Regions from separate parts of the Homo sapiens genome. Here region 2 is linked to region 1. Evidence: chromatin loops called from intact Hi-C (ENCODE). Cell type or tissue: endothelial cell of umbilical vein. All regions are shown on one strand. Each heading gives the region's core, and the rest is flanking DNA. Links, peaks and the distances in the headings are about the cores only.

The links. Peaks named below come from ENCODE experiments on the same cell type or tissue, not always from the same donor. Only the 100,000 strongest peaks of a DNase experiment are listed, where the experiment ranks them.
Region 2: it touches region 1 in a loop (2.8-fold over the local background); 8 of 110 quality-filtered maps call a loop at or near these places.

The regions. Positions count from the first base shown.
Region 1 is chr2:215,663,828-215,666,746 of GRCh38, reverse strand. All of the region lies in intron 5 of LINC00607 (long intergenic non-protein coding RNA 607), which reads left to right. It overlaps LOC102724861 (a long non-coding RNA gene), which reads right to left. Exons shown (of 8, transcript NR_187737.1): 3 at 1,302-1,367. Among named protein-coding and RNA genes, the nearest start is that of LINC01614, 53 kb to the left of the region's middle. In endothelial cell of umbilical vein, for the core only: no CTCF peak of the experiment used is centred there; a DNase peak (open chromatin) is centred at 1,736; H3K27ac peaks cover 1,576 bases.
Region 2 is chr2:215,716,161-215,719,079 of GRCh38, reverse strand. All of the region lies in intron 5 of LINC00607 (long intergenic non-protein coding RNA 607), which reads left to right. It overlaps LINC01614 (long intergenic non-protein coding RNA 1614), which reads right to left and starts at 1,037. Exons shown (of 2, transcript NR_132383.1): 1 at 818-1,037; 2 at 1-83. In endothelial cell of umbilical vein, for the core only: no CTCF peak of the experiment used is centred there; a DNase peak (open chromatin) is centred at 1,289; H3K4me3 peaks cover 271 bases; H3K27ac peaks cover 1,917 bases.

The DNA.
Region 1 (2,919 bases), core at 289-2,788:
ACAGAATATACTAAAGATACTTATTTACTCAAAATTTTGCTGAGAGCTTTCTCTTATTTTAGGTGAATGCACAAATGGAAGTCTTAAATCATTCAGCATATGAAAAATCTGAAAATAGAGAACTAAAAGTACAAATTTCATTTTGCTAAACTGGTTGTGCATTTATTCTAAATTAAAAATAGACAGGGCCATCCTTGACTCTTGACCCAGTGCATTGTGTGTAGACAATCTGCAGAGACATGAGGGTCTACTTTCCTATTCAAAACTAAGGAGGATTTTGGAGACAATCCTTCTTGTGAATAGAGCAAATAATTTAGCTCCTAAGCATCCATCTAAAGCAACAGTAGCTTTCAGTGGTTGTTTTAATAGATTTACACTAATGAGATAAAGCCAATGTGATGATGTCTGTGATTGTTTGTTGGTCTAATCTAAAAGGTTACATGCTTTTGGCATTTCAGTATTTGTCCACAGTCTACAAAATTCTTTACAGTGAATCTTCAAAGAAAAGGACAGGGGAGAGGTGAAAAAAAAAGATCAATTTTCGCATGTTATCATCAGGTTTGGTGGCAAAGAATGTTAAAAAATCTCAGCAAAAGTGTAATTTGGGATAAACAGCAGATTCAATTTAATCATATTTTCTCTTTCCCCAATAGGAAAGATAATGAAGGGTTGGCTGTTGACATTAGTCAATAGACAACACTTATTATTCCTGTGCAGTGAAGTGTTTCATGAGGAAGTGCTGAATAGGTAGACAAAGAAAATGAAATGTCCTTTGATGAAAAGACTAACACAATACAATCAACGGTAGAAATCTTCCCACCAAAATCAATAAAAAAGAACTGTGTAATATTTTATTTATTTATTTTTTTGAGACAGAGTCTCGCTTTTTCACCCAGGCGGGACTGCAGTGGCCCTATCTCGGCTCACTGCAGGCTCCGCCTCCTGGGTTCATGCCATTCTCCTGCCTCAGCCTCCCGAGTAGCTGGGACTACAGGCACCCGCCACCGCGCCCAGCTAATTTTTCGTATTTTTTAGTAGGGGTTTCACTGAATATTTTTTTAAAAAAATAATTTGTCTAGATCATCTGGTTAAGTCTGAAGTTATGAAAACACTGTACCTAGAAAGTGACTTTTTTTTGGTTATAAATGGTAGCTATACAGTGGTTGAGAGAGTATGGACCATGGGAATTTTGTAGCAGGCAAGAAAGGTTAGAACACTATCAGTCCTATGAACTGTAGAACTTGTGGCAAGCATGCAATCTTTCAAAAAATTCATTGAAAAAATTTCACTGAAATCCATACAAAACTCGTAAGATGTGTCAACTTGAAAAGTTTCATCGTCATCTTGGTTTTAGATGTCTGGCTTAACTGTAAATTGAAAGAGAATCTTGTTAATTGTACTCTATCTCACCAGAGAGACAAAAGTAAAATATGTCATAATGTAATTGAGGCCTCCTTTCTTTCATCCAGGAACTTTGGACTTTCATTTTTTTTAATGTTGAAACTGAAATGACTTTTATTAGTTAATTTTGTGTGCCTTATAGTAACACCATCCAACCCTCACTTAGAAACTGAGACACTTCCAACTTAAAAGCAACATTTAGGCAAATGGTGAAGCAACATTTTTGGGGACTCAAGTATTTAAAGGTACTTCCTTACAATTCTTCAGTGTCTCCTCACAGTAAACATGCAGCTAATTTCCTGTTCTCTCCCAAGTGTAAAACATTAGTCAGTCACTTAGCTGTTCCCTTTGGGCCAGAGGACCCGTCTCATTTAGATGAGTCATTTTGTGAGGCTCTGAAGCAAGTTGGTGGTGAAAGAAACTATTCTAAAAGGGATTTTGTCAGCATGGTTTGCACAGCTAATTGATGATGGCAAATCTTAGAACCTTAAGGAGGCAGATACTTGAGTAAAGTGAGCAAAATGGGGCTTTCAAATCTACTGTTTTCAAAATATTTTTCCAACACACTTCCTATAATACTTTAAAAAAAAAGACATCATTAAGATTCTGTATAGACATAAAACACTTTCTGATTTTTCACTTGACTCTCTGATATATAATCTAAAACATCTAGAATATCATGGTACATTTAATGTAAGTAAGTCCTGCTGGACCTATGGCTAAAGAGCTAGGCCCATCCATCTATGAATATTTTATGGCAAATTTTACTATAGAATTAAGATACTTAAAAGAAAAGCAATAATACAAATGTGTGGGCAGAAGATCCTCCTAACTCAGTGTAAAATAGTGATAACATGGAATTCAGGGTGAGAAAAGAGAGGGTTTGCTTCCAAGAATTATCGCTCTGTCTCTCTCTCTCTCTCTCACACACACACACACACATACACACACAGTGGATTAAATAGGACCAGAGTAGGAGAATTTACTTTTTCCAAAGTGTGAGAATCCTTCAATTTCCTCAAGTTCTTTCCCTCTATAATAATCTCTTTCAGACTGTTTTCCTTCTGTAATAGTCCCCCTTAGTAGCCTCTCTACAGTACTGATGCAGACAAACTGATGGCTAAGTAAGGTTTGTCTTTGGTATTCCCATTCCTGTCCTCTTTAGCACCATATTTTCCAGTTTGGCACCATCTTTTCCAGGCTTTCTTGCTATCTCCACTGATAAGACTTCTTGTTTATTTGGTGCCTTCTTTCAACCCTGACATCTTCATCTCAAGCAGTGTTTTACTCTTCCAACTTCCACCAAAGATGATGTGTTCTGTGTGTTGTCTCAAAGTCTTGATGGGTGGCTGAGTCAAAGATATACACTTAATGAATTGTTGGTGCTAAGATTTTAAAAGACAGTTAGGTCATAGTGTGTTTCCATGCCTCTAATTGAAAAGGCCAGTTTGAGCCAATATTTTTTAATCCAAAGGATTGGCTCTAACTGGATTTGACAGGCTCGTGGTAGACAGATCT
Region 2 (2,919 bases), core at 228-2,727, 52 kb before region 1:
TAGAACTTGGCTCTGATCTCTTCGGTATTTGCCTGATGTCTTGAGACTCCATTCTTCTGAGCTCCTGGTGTCTTAGATTCTCCCTGAAGTTAAGAACACTATCAATCCTCCAAACCTCCAATCCTCTTATACTATGACAACTCATAATGTACTAAATTCAAATGAAAATCTTAGGCAAGTCCCTTTAGGGTCTCCTACTCTTCATATGAAACTGCATTTTTATCAGTATAACAAATATAATTTTCAAAAGTCACATAAATTCTACTAGTTTGAAAGTAAAAGGGGTACAAATGCTTTGCATCATGTTTCTAGGGTTTCTTAGGAATTTTATATGAAAAGCACTTTTTACTTCCTGGCCAGCCAAGAACTCCAACTGATTTCAGCTGCTGCTATTTGGTGTGTGAAAAAAAAAAAAAAAAAAACAATTTTCCAAAGAATTTTGTTATCGGTAATGCTATGCAACCTGGCATAACACACTTGACAATATCAAAAGAGATGCTATCATATAAATGTAACAGGGAGCAGAATGCAGTTCTGTTTCATGATTTGGCCAGAAAAAAAACAAATTACCTTGAGTGACCCAAGGCAACCTGACTTCATTAGACCCCCGGCCCTTGTACACATTACAATTCTGCCCCAGTAAGGAGATTACAAAAGAAAGGTTTTCATGGCTCTCAAAAAGGAGATCCTCTCCTTTTCAATTACATCTGATTTATGAACTGTTAAAACTATTTCCCAAAGTCTGCCTTCACAGCCTCTCACTTGTCTGATAAACACTGCACAAAAATTCTGCTGGTTTGCAAAATATGACTCTTACGTGTCTGAAGTCCCCTTTCGGATCCTGGGAGGAAGGAACATTGAAGTCTCCAAAGAGCTGCTGGTGACAAATGTCTACTGCATTTCCTGATGGCAGAGAACAAAAGTGAGACGTGAAAGAGAAAACATACACGCAGTGGAATCCTCTCTCCTTCAGCTCCTTTGGAGCGAAGTGCTGAGCTATCTGATTTTTATACCTCTACCCCCTCAGCCCTTTTCCCTCTCAGACTGTGGTCTGTTCTCCACAAATATGTCCTTTTTGGTCTCAAACCAGATGGAATTATAGAAAACAAACTGTAAGTTCCCAGGCCCACAACTTTCTCACAGCCTGGAAGGGAGTGAGTGACAGGACGTGGATTACCCTCTCCTCCCCAGCCACCTCCACCTTCTTTTCAAAAGCGAATTCTTTAAAAAATATAGAGAGAGCATAACTCAGCCGTCATTTGGCAATGGGTGAGCATGGTTATCTTTCAAAATAATAATGACGCCAAACTTTATAGAAAAAGGAAACCGTTCTCTTTGTTCCAAAAACCCTACGATGTAGATGAATATCTCTTAAGGCATAAATACAAGGACATTTTTAGAACTGGCCCACTTGCTAGTCTAGACTTATAGGAAAGCATCATAAAACTGTTATTTTTCAATAGGTCAAATTCTCTTCCAATGCAACTCTATCTGCCCCAGAACTGAAAAGAATCCCAGTTTTAGAAAGAATTTGGCAGCACTAGGCCAGTTCTTTCCTTATTCATCTGCTATAGATCTTGATCCACATCATATTAACAAGAGTTTTGAAGGTTTTTCTGTGTGCTTTATTTTTTAACAAGGGAAGCGTCTTCCACCTGAGCTCCTCAAGATGATTTCTCAGACTCTACTGAGTGTGAGGTGGTCTGAGTGTTTGGCTGGAAGGCAGGTTTGCTCCTCCTGGACCTAATGTCTTGGTCTTATGAGAGAATTTTGTGGGCCCCTTTGCCTCCTGCTCAAGGCACCAGTGAATATCATTTGCAGAATTAGGGTGTTGGCTCAAAAGAGACATAGTGTATTATCCCATAGAAAGTATGAGAGCATCTGGGAATTATGAGGGCGTTTATGAGTAACATCTCTGGTAGACACATGAGATCAGCCTTCTTCCCGCTCACCACCACCGAAGATCTGGGGGCGGATGGGCAGAGGTGAGGTGGTGTGGCATGGCAGCTGGAACACAAGTGGAAATAGTCAACTTGGCCATACTAAAACCCTATTTGCCATCTATGTGTGACGCCATTCCAGCATTTGGTGTCCAAGGACACCTAGTCCTGGCCTCGCTTGCCTTCCTATTTTTAAGGGGGAAAGACTTCATCTACTTATTTAAGCAAAATGAAAAAAAAACTTGAATATCAAGTAATTGTTGAGAAAGCAACACAGTGATAAAATTTTAAAATATACAAATCAAGACTATATGGCATCAATTTTGCTAGAATGACCCATGAACTTTAAATATCAAGGAGCAACATCTTGGACATTGGGCATTAGTTTTACTATGATATCTTTCAATTCAGAAGAGGACAAAGTTTTTACGTAGTTCCCTGCATCAGTGATGGGAGTGTTGAGTTTTCATGTTTTTTGAAAAAAGTGGAAGTTAAATTACTTCTTTTGACTGTCCAAGGTGGTGCATTTTATGGAAGAAGAAGAAGGCCCTGTGCTGGGAGCCTTACATTTTGCTATGGCCTCTATCAGTAGCTGAGAGTGGTGATATGGAACTCCCCTGCCTGTCTGGGCCTCAGTCATTCTTTCTGCAAGGAAAGACTAATGGGGTTGACATTTACTGCCTTCACTGAGGTCTCTTAAAGTGTAATGACACTCTGGGCATGGAGTGGATTTTAGTAAGAGTGATGTGATTCACCTGCCCTCTGAATTCATGTGCAAGGTGTGAGCAGAAGCAGGAGCAATGGAGTGTGTGAGTGTGTGTGTGTGTATATGTGTGTGTGTGTGTGTTTAGAGCTAAAAGTAGTGACCAAGGACAGTTGAGCTGCTACAAGTTTCATTTTTTTTTATCTTCAGTAGAAACGTCCTATTGCCAAATCTTTGAGGAGGTAGCTAAGGCTTTTTCTAAGACGCAGACAAATG